2 separate regions of the Mus musculus genome follow, and region 1 is linked to region 2. Evidence: chromatin loops called from intact Hi-C (ENCODE). Cell type or tissue: heart. All regions are shown on one strand.

Region 1 (5,000 bases), 1.2 Mb before region 2:
GGTGTGCACCACCACACCCAGCTAGACCCAGAGTCTGTAGAAAACTCTTTCTTAGATAGAAGGAAAACCCTGTGTGTTTGTGTGTGTGTGTCTGTGTCTGTGTGTCTGTGTGTGTGCATACACACACGCACAAGCCACAGCACTGGTATGGAGGTTAGAGGTGAAACCTTGTGATAGTCAATTCTTTCCTTCCATCATATGTTACAGAAATTAACTCAGATCATCAGGCATGTCAGCAAGCCATCTTGCCAGGCCAGTGCAGGAATGCTTTTAATATTACTGGAGGTTTTGTTTTTGTCAAGGGAATGCAAGCCACTTGGACCCATTTCCTGAATTTTCAGATTGCTTTCCCTTGTAAGAAAACTTTATCTGTCTCCCTTGTCCTCCAAACAAGGAAGGCAAACCAAACTGTTACTGGCTTGTGAATGTTCAGACAATATAGTATGGGAGGGAGCTAGCTATAGGAGATGCCACACCAGTTTTTCCATCCTGGGTATGAGAGACACCGTGAATTTTTGAATTTTAATGGTGAGTGTTTTAAAAAGCTATTTTAGAATGTTGTTTCTAAGTCTTCCAAATGCCAGGTAAAGTACCTCCCACTCTAGGACTGGACCTGTTTGTAGGTCAGCTGTAGAGGATTTTCCTAGCATACTACAGTATTCAGGGCCAATGTTCATCTACATAAAGTCCCTGAAATTCTCTCTTGTGTCACTTGTGTGTCAATATTTGCCATTTTCAGGCTCTCTTAACCCTGAAAAGGGCAGTTGTCCTAGAAAGTGGAGAAAAGATTTTTATAAATGTTGTGGTCCATTTACACTGTGTCTTGCTTCTCACAAAGAGCAGATAAAAACGCAAGTGTGACCCCACACACCTGTTCATGCAGTGCTTCTTTGTGTACCTTGTTGCACAGATACTTTGTTGCGTTTGATAGCGGTGTGAGCCAGGCAGCCCTCTGTACAGGCTTCCCCTATCAGCAGGGCACAACCCTGGTGTGCTTCTGGTGCTAGGTTGTCCTCAAGGGCCAGTGAGCAGCATCGTAGTCAGCTTGCTGTGCTGACCTGAGTTCTAAACGAGCCTACAGTTTTAGTAAGACGTAAAGTGTAAATGACAGATAGTCTTGTATTCCAGGAGCGCTAGTCTTTACTAAAGAAACTTACCTCCTCAAATGTTCTCATTAATACTGATACAGGGAAAGCCATAACATACAAAATTATAAGAGGAAACTGGAATGTAACCTGCTGTGACCTCTTTGTCTATCACAGAGGGTTGGTTTTATGGAGCATTCTCTGTTTCTTCACTGTGTATTGCCTGAGGAATGTAAGGGTGCATGTTAGCATCCTTAATTGACATTGACATTCAGCAAACCAGAAGAGGCCTAGAGATATGTGGCTCTTCAGGGGCAGGGTGATCTGTGAATGTCAGCCTTTCATATCGTTTTCTCACTTTTCCTCTTTGCTACTGAGTGGAGAAATAACTACTGCTATTCTGGTAAATTTTAGTTGAAGACCTTAAAAATCTATTGTTCAATATTTATCAAGATTATAATAAGTGCTTTTCTAAATTTTTTTCTGTATGAGATGGACCATATATAGCATGAAAATGTTCTCTGTATTCTTACATTTGTTTTTGTAACTTAAATTTTAGTAGAGTTTTTGAGCCATTAGGAGATAAGAGCAGAAATGAAAACCATTACTTTAGTCTAATTGTGTTGATATTTTCAGTGATGCATAGTCAATACATGAACATCTAAAGCTATTCTGGGTATTTTAAGCACATAAACTGTGCAAGAGCAATTTTCAGTGGGGAGGAATTATTTTAAATTTGCTTTTCTCTTTTCTTATAGGAAGGAGCTTGAAGCCTTCAAAGGTAATTCTCTGTTTAATTCTTCACTTCCAAGTAGTTGAGGATTAATTGATGTCAGATGTTGTATCTTGGTGATAAGGAAATAACTCCTTCCTTCCTATAAACGGGGTAGTTTATATTAAAAAGCAGAGTTGGCATAGTACTGTTTGCCTAAGTTTTAGTTACTCACAGTAAGTTTGAAGTTCTGGTTTAACTGTAGCACAGGTGCTGTGTGAAAGTTTGTGCTAATAACTCCTGGAAGAAATGTTCAGCAGGTGGAGCTGTAGGGTTTCAGAAACTGGTTTGTGCTGTACACGGCCTGTCTGGGTCACAGAAGAGGAGACGGGGAGGGAGCGCAGAGTATCTACAGCCTCATGCACTGCCAAGAGGTTTGCTTTATCAGAGCTGGGTTCTGTTCCTAGACTGTTTGTGACTTTGATGAGTCTTTTGACTTTGGCTTTGTTTCTCCATCTGTAAAAATAGAGATTTTGATGAAACACGTTCTGAGATTATCTTAGAGGAGCTTTTTAAGGGGGACACAGCGAACAGTTCTCAGCATGTTCTCCTTACTTGGTCGTGTTAGTTCCTGTTTTGTTGCTGTGGCTCAGGCACTGTACAGGAGGAAGGGTTTATTTGGTCCTTTCCAGAGGGAGAGTTCATAATGGCGGGGGAGGCCTGGAACAGGGGGATCTGGAACACAAAGCCGAGAGGGCCCACCCTTAACCACAGGCATGAAGCAGAAGAGAGCTGAACATGGGTTGATGATCGATAGGAACTGTTGAGGCCTGCCCTTAGTGATCTGTTCCCTTCAGCAGAGCAGTATCTTCTCAAACCCTGACAAGCATTGCCACCAGTGGACCCCGAGTGTTCGGCTGCCTGGCTATGGAGGAAATTTCTCATTGAAACCACCACACTGGTCATAGGGCGCCTCTAGGAAAGCAACACACAGGCTTGCAAGCAGCCAGTGTCCTTCCAGTACGCCTGCCAGGCGCTCGTTACTAATTCCAGAGACTCTTGACAAGAAAAAGAAGAAGAGAGTTATCGCTGACTCTCCTGTGGTCTGCAGCATGCTGGTTACAACTCCTGTGCGCTCGCTCACACTGACCTACTGTGTGCCTGAAGGCTCTCCAGCATGTTGTTTATGCTCGTATTACCTGTGTGCCTCACTTGTTAGGACAAAGGTCCTAAAGGCTATTCCTACTATGGCTGTACCGAACAGACCCTGTGTTGTCAACATTTCTATTTTACCCACTGTGGTGGCTAAGCTCATGGCCAGTTGTTGAAGATGCTGCTCTGTGACCACGTGATGGCATGTATTGTCACACTCTCATGGCTTTTACGTAATTGTGGTCCCCTATGCATGGGTGTTGCTTTTCACTAGTAGTTTGAATGAAATAAGATTTGAAATCCTCATCAAATGCCTCTTTGCTTCTTGCTTGTTTTGATTGAGCAGTTTAGTATTTCTTATATAATAAAGAGATGAAAAAAGCCCCGTCAAGCTAACAATAAAAGACAAGCAGGCACATGTTATATAATAAAGTGTCAGCTTGACTTGCGTCTCCCCATGAAGCATTTTGTTGTAGCGTATTGTTCTCAGAGACCAACTGTTTGCAAAAGGTTAGCTAGTATTACATATTGCTTGATATAGTAATTCAACTTGGGATGAAATCTCTTATTTATATGCACATTTCTAATTTTGTGCAGCATCTACACCAGGTCTATCCACAGAACAATTTATGCTCTTGAATGTGACCAAACTCAAAATTTGCCTTATAGGTACGCTTTAAGTGTATTTTAAGAATCACCCTTGCGGCCGGGCAGTGGTGGCACACACCTTTGATCCCAGCACTTGGGAGGCAGAGGCAGGTGGATTTCTGAGTTCAAGGCCAGCCTGGTCTACAGAGTGAGTTCCAGGACAGCCAGGGCTACACAGAGAAACCCTGTCTTAAAAACCAAAAAAAAAAAAAAAAAAAAAAAAAAAAGACTCACATTCACAGAGGCATGCACTTATACTCCAGTGTGTTAGGAGGCGGGGGTAGGAGAGTGAGTCCCTGAACCCAGGAGCACAACATCACCAACCTAACCAAAGATGAGGAGAGCCTGTCTTAAGAAAAGGGGAAGGAAAGAAAAACGTTTGCATTTGAATGTTTTGCCATTACTTTAGAAGTACAATTAGCCTATAATAAGAAAATTAACTATTCTTCCAAAATATTAATGGATAAAAGGTTTAAAAATTAACCCAATCATGTTATAATCCTATTTTTTAATGTTGCCTTTGTTCTTGAACCTTTTGAGAGTGCAGAGGAACAAGAGGTTTTACTTTCTGCAGTTTTACTCAGCTTAGTCGTCACACTTGGAGGCCCTCTCTAAGTTGAAGAAGTGAGTGACTTGGAGGGAATGAAGCACCAGATTAGAAACAGAGTTGGTGTCATCCCAGAGTCTGGCTTCTCCCTCTGCTTGCTGAGGCTGATGTGCTCAGTTTATCATGCTCTTCTGTTGCACGAGGCAGATGTCTGCTGTGGTATGAAAACTGTTGTTTCAATGCTAGTAGTGAGAAGACTTTTAATTCCCCAAATGCTGCATTCCCTTAAGCTTGGTGAGGAGTTTCAAGTATTAAAAACAGTAGAGAAAGGATGGTTTGGTTTTTATTTTTTATTTTATTTTTTTTTTAGAGCTAGAGTTTGTTAATAGGGCTGGACAAAGGTCCTTTATACATGCTAGAAAAGCAGTCTCCTTCTGAACTCTGCCCATCCCTTTGTAATTATGCTTTAGGACAGTCTCACCAAATTAGCTAGGCTTGCCTCGAAATGCATGCTCCTTCTGTCTCAGTAGCTGGGATGGTAGGTGTATGCTGTCATATCCAGCAAGAAAAGAATTTCATTTAATTTTTTAAAGAGACTGTCTTACTATGCTGAGTAGACCAGGCTGGCCATGAATACACAGAGGTCTATCTGCCTCTACCTCCTCAGTGATGGGATGAAAGGCACTTGGCAGCATACCTGTTAGTTTTATTATTGTTTGTGTGAGGCTGTGTGTGTGGAGACCAGAGCACAGCTCTGTGGAGTCTGGTCACTCTTTCCACCTTTACATGGGCCCCAGGGATCAAACTCAGGTATTTAGGTTAATTTTATTTTCATGAAACAATATTTTGGTAGCAT
Region 2 (5,000 bases):
GGTCCCTCATAACTGTCTCTCTTGGAAAGCTATTGTCATCTCTTATCCACTTGGGTTGAGGATCTACTGTGCACTGAAGAAAGCACAAAACGGAGAAATGCTTGCTCCCTGGGGAAGGTGGGTATTCAGGTAATCCATACATTGCACCACAAGTGTGTAATGTGTCACTGAGACAAGAAAACCAGAATTGGGGGTGGGGGTGGGGGATGGAGATTGGAAAGGGTGTAAGGGATCTCTCTGTGTGTGTGTGTGTGTGTGTGTGTGTGTGTGTGTGTGTGTGTGTGTAGCAACCGCAGTGGGAAAAGTGCAAACACTGGCTGGCCCTTTAAAAAGCAGTCATTTTTGTGAGCTGAAGATTATTGTCTTAGTTCTAATAGCTTTCAGCTATGTGACACGAGGAGAGTAACTGTTGTGCAAATCCAGGGTCTTACAGACAGTACATTTGTCATTTCTGGCCTCAGTCCCTTGCAAATGTTGGGCAAAAGTCAGTGCATAGATTAAGCCACATAAAGAAAAAGTTAGGATATTCTTCAAAGGAATTCATTTCCGGCCACAGATGTTGTCCTAAGCTGTGGGTTCTGATTCTGGAAGAGGAGAGACTGGGGCCTGCAGAAAGTGCACCCTGGTCTGTGAGAAGGAAGCAAGTGAGGTGAGTTCACCTGTCACCTTCAGAACCACGGTGCCGCTCAAGTTGCGCTGCCCTCCGAGCTCCTGCAGGGCACACCTGTAGGTGCCCGAGCTGCAGATGGTAGTGTTTTGGATCGTCAGGGAATAGGCCCTTCTCCTGGGGGCCTCGAAGGAGCTGTTTTGCTTGCTCTCCGGGAGCTCCACACTCTCAGTGCCACTCTCGGAGACCTGTGAGGAGGCAGCAAAGAGTCAATTACTGACAGACTGGCGTGAGGGCTTTACAACTTGCTTTCACAACACCATCAAAACATGTATGTTTTTAAAGCAAGACAGGGTGCTCCCCCACCCCCTATCCCTGTAAATGAGGATTCCAGGGGAGAAGAAGAGAATCTATAAAAACTCTTGAGACTGTGTTTGCTTTGAAACAAGATAAGACTGCAATGCTGTGATTGTAGCACCAGGAACCAACACAGCCTTCACCCTGCAGGGGTGAGAGAAACACTGGCTGGGAGACCTGTAAAGGGGGTAGTGGGGGGGAGAGGACGGGCACCATGTGAATCACTCTGGGTTGGATTTTGCTCTTTTAAGAGTTACTTTGGTTTTTGTTTTGTTTTGTTTTCAGATGCTAAGTCAGCCACTAGCTGATTCTTAATTTTGGATGCCAAAATTTACTTTCTAAATCTATTTTTAAAAACCCAAAACAATAACAACAACAACAACAAAACCAAAGCCACTGCCAGCCAACTCAAACTCAACTAAACCAAAGGTACAGATGAATAATGGTCCCCTGTCAGCGAGCACCTTTGACATTCAAGGTCACAGATGATTAGAAGCTGACAATGCTTTATGTCCCTTCTAAGAGAGGCAGGAAGATGCTGGGGACAGTGGCATGAGGAGGTTTTATGAGTCATGACAAAGCACCTTATGGAAGGACCGTGATCCCCAAGCTAGCCAAGCAATCTAACTGGCTCTCTCCCCAAGCTCTCTTGGAGATTGAGTTCTGGGTTTTTTCAGCATCTCCTTCTCAAAGATGTGCCATACAACACATTCAACATCCACTCTCTTTCCCATCCATACGTTAGTGTGTCCATGTTTTCCCATGCATACATGTTCATGTGTATGCAGGCACACATGTATGCATGCATGTGTGGAAAAGCGTGGGGACAACCTGAGGTGCATTTCTCACGTGAGACCCACTTCGTATTTTAGTGACGGGGTCTCTCTCTCTCTCTCTCTTTCTCTCTCTCTCTCTGTCTGTATATATATCTGGCCTGAATCTTTCTATGTACACTAGACTGGGGCCAGCTAGCCCCAGACCTGACTGCCTCATGTAGATGACAACCATGTGCCACCACATCTGGCTTTTTTTTTTTTACTGTGGGTTCTTATGGATTGGACTGCCTGCAAGGCTTAGAAGTGTTTCTGATCTGTACTCAGTAGTTGGCTCCTCCACCGAAATGGCTTTAGGCACATGGAGCCTTTGACCCTGTAGCTTACTTTTGTCATTTACACGATTCACATTCAAGAAATGTACAATTAACAAACAAACAGCCAAACCAACAAAAAAAAAATCACCACCACCACCATCAACAACAACAACAACAACAACAACAACAACAACAACAAAACCACCAAAAATGTCTCACAGTATTTTAAATAAATTTACAACTTTGTGTTGGGCCACATTTATAGCTATTCAAAGCCACATGTGCCTGCCCTTCGGGCAACAGGTTGGACACACCTTAAGTTCAAAGCTTCCAAAATAGATTTTCATTAACAGTAAGGCAGACCATTGCTCCCAGTGCTGGCAGGCAGGCAGTCAGCATCCCTAAACAGCCTGGAACTGCCCTTCGCTGCTTGGCTGGCAACCAGTAGGAAGCCCTGGGACAAGTGGCATCCCTTACCTAGCCTTACTATCATAACAGAACCCAAGCGTCACTGTAGGGAAAAGGACAGAGCACTGGACTTCTCTGTGTTGTAGTGAACTGTTAATGGGGAACACAATTATTGGGGAACTGCAATTCTCCAATGTTCAGAGCTGGGGGGACGCTGGCAGGGAACTAAATAGCCAAGGGGTTGGGAGTGATACTGGGGGGGAAATGCACAGGCCCGTGTGTTTGTGCAAGCACAAGTGCGTGCACTCTGGCTCAGTTCTGTTTAACGTAGGAAGCCTCACAACAAGGTCACCCAGTTTTGATCCGAACTTTCAGTGTGCTGGCGTTGCTGTACAGTGGGCTGCAGAGACATCTGCTGGCAGATTTATGCTCACTCCCAGCATCGGGCTGTCTCTGAACAGAGAATCCCATTTCTTGACAGTCTTCCCCACTTTTAAAGGTTCCTCACTAAATAAGCAAGAGTCTCCGGGAGGAAGCTAAAAGATTGGGGCTCTTGGAGTTACAAAACACAGCAACATTGGGCTTGGGGACTTCGTTCCATCTGCAAAGTCCCTGCTGTACAAGCGTGAGGACCTGAGTTCAATCCTTAGCACTGACAAAAAAGTCTGTGCTGGACTGGGATCCCAGAGGCTTGAATGCCAGTCAGTTAAACTAGGGAGCTCCAGGCTCAATGAAAGACACTGTCTCAAAAAAATAAGGGGTGGAGGGATGATTGAGTGACATCCAACAATGACTTCTGGTTTCTCCACTCATGTACACACATGCACCCATGTATGTATGCATGTGCACACATGTGCACACATGCATACATGCACACATGTATGTGCACACACATGTATGTGTACACATACACACATAGACAGGAATGATGAAAGGAGGTAGCTGAAGCATCTTCAAAGAAACCAAGAGCATCCAACTGATTCAGAACAGATAGAGCTTGCTCTTTATGGCTTATAACTTCCCCCACCCCTGACTGTCCAGCAGAGCTGCCACACAAGACCAGTTTGAGCTGGTTAACCCTTCTCAGTCTCTCTATAGCCATGACCAATATTCCACCTATCTCTTTTTTTTGCCCTAAATCATTCTTCAATGGTAAATATGACTGCAGTGGCACTAGGAGATGACCTGCCTCTGCTTTCCTCCCGGGGAGCTTCTCCATCTATCACGAGGGTTCTCCCTCGGATCAGAAAAGTCAATGAGAAAGTCAAGATCAAAACCTACAGTACTCCCTGGGGCTGGTGTAATACCTTTTCTATGTCACTGAAACATTTGAGACATGCTCTGACCATGGCTTTTACAGTTTGAGGTATGGCAACAAAACTGGTGAGTGTTTCTTTTCTCTTCTTCAAAACATTGGGATAAAAGATTCATTCTTACTATGGTCCTTAGCAATCTCAACATAAGAAGCTTGGCTCTCTCTCTCTCTCTCTCTCTCTCTCTCTCTCTAAGGAAGCTCTGTACAGTTTCTCTTTGGTATATCCAAACTGCTAGCATCACTACTCTTGTGTGACAGGCCCATTATTAAGTAAAATATGGGAACCTTGAACCCAAGATACCTGATCCTAAGTATATCTGACAACCACAAAGATGGCTTAGTGACTTGTGAGAAGGTAGCTTATCTTGTGTAGATAAGCTGAATGAAGGGTAACTTATACCCCAGACAAGACAAGCTGTGAGGTTCCTATCACGTTTCTCAGAACAGCAGACAATGTAAAACTTGGAAACTGTTTACTTTGGAAGTTTTTCATTTGGGATTTTTGTACTGTGATTGGCCATAGGTCGTTGAGTTGGGAATAGGTGAAGTTGTAGCTAAGAGGGGCGACCCTAGAACACAGTGGACAAAGCTGTACAGCGTGCCTGGAAATATTCCACAGCCTGCCCCTGGTTTCATGTTCAAGGCATATATAATATCAGTTGCTCTTGCCTTTGTCGTCTTAAGACATAACTTTCCAAAAAGGGGGAAAGGGTAGTCATAAGACCCCACCTGAGACATACAGGCTCTCCCCACTAATGTCAAAGCAGCAACCACATTTACACCTCTGTTACATGCTCAAAACCAGAGTGAAGCATTAATGAATACCAGGAAACCCCTTATGCAAAACTTCATATATTCTCAAAAGACCCGTGGCCAGCTCACCTTGCCATGTCAGATGAACCAGCTGAGGCTGAAGCAGTGCCAGGGACTGAAGATGTCCCAGAGAGCACAGAGAGGTAGGATGGCGGCTGGACCAGCCCCCTCTGTGCTTTGAACATTTGGAGCTGGCTTGAAACCAACCACTGGCAAGAGGAGCATTTTAAACATTCCAAGTACAAAAGTGTTTCATTGCTTCTCTGCGAAAGCATTTTAGGAAATAGTAATTTATAACAAAGGAACCCTCCGATTCACTCACAGCCGAGCATAATTGACGGGAACTGTTTAATGTGTGTTCCGTGATGCTAATATTGCCGCACAGAATGGGAAAGCACAACATAATTTGG

What was found. Hi-C counts contacts between places; a loop is a spot of excess contacts. Peaks named below come from ENCODE experiments on the same cell type or tissue, not always from the same donor. Only the 100,000 strongest peaks of a DNase experiment are listed, where the experiment ranks them.
Region 1: a loop joins it to region 2, with 3 times the contacts of the local background. A loop is called at or near these places in 2 of 42 quality-filtered maps.

Annotation. Positions count from the first base shown.
Region 1 is chr13:44,950,038-44,955,037 of GRCm38, reverse strand. It overlaps Dtnbp1 (dystrobrevin binding protein 1), which reads left to right. Exons shown (of 10, transcript NM_025772.4): 7 at 1,844-1,866. Among named protein-coding and RNA genes, the nearest start is that of Dtnbp1, 50 kb to the left of the region's middle. In heart, a CTCF peak has its summit at 2,105 (motif pointing right); a DNase peak (open chromatin) is centred at 2,187; H3K27ac peaks cover 813 bases.
Region 2 is chr13:43,793,388-43,798,387 of GRCm38, reverse strand. It overlaps Cd83 (CD83 antigen), which reads right to left. Exons shown (of 5, transcript NM_009856.3): 3 at 660-855. Among named protein-coding and RNA genes, the nearest start is that of Cd83, 11 kb to the right of the region's middle. In heart, a CTCF peak has its summit at 2,880 (motif pointing left); a DNase peak (open chromatin) is centred at 2,835; H3K27me3 peaks cover 352 bases.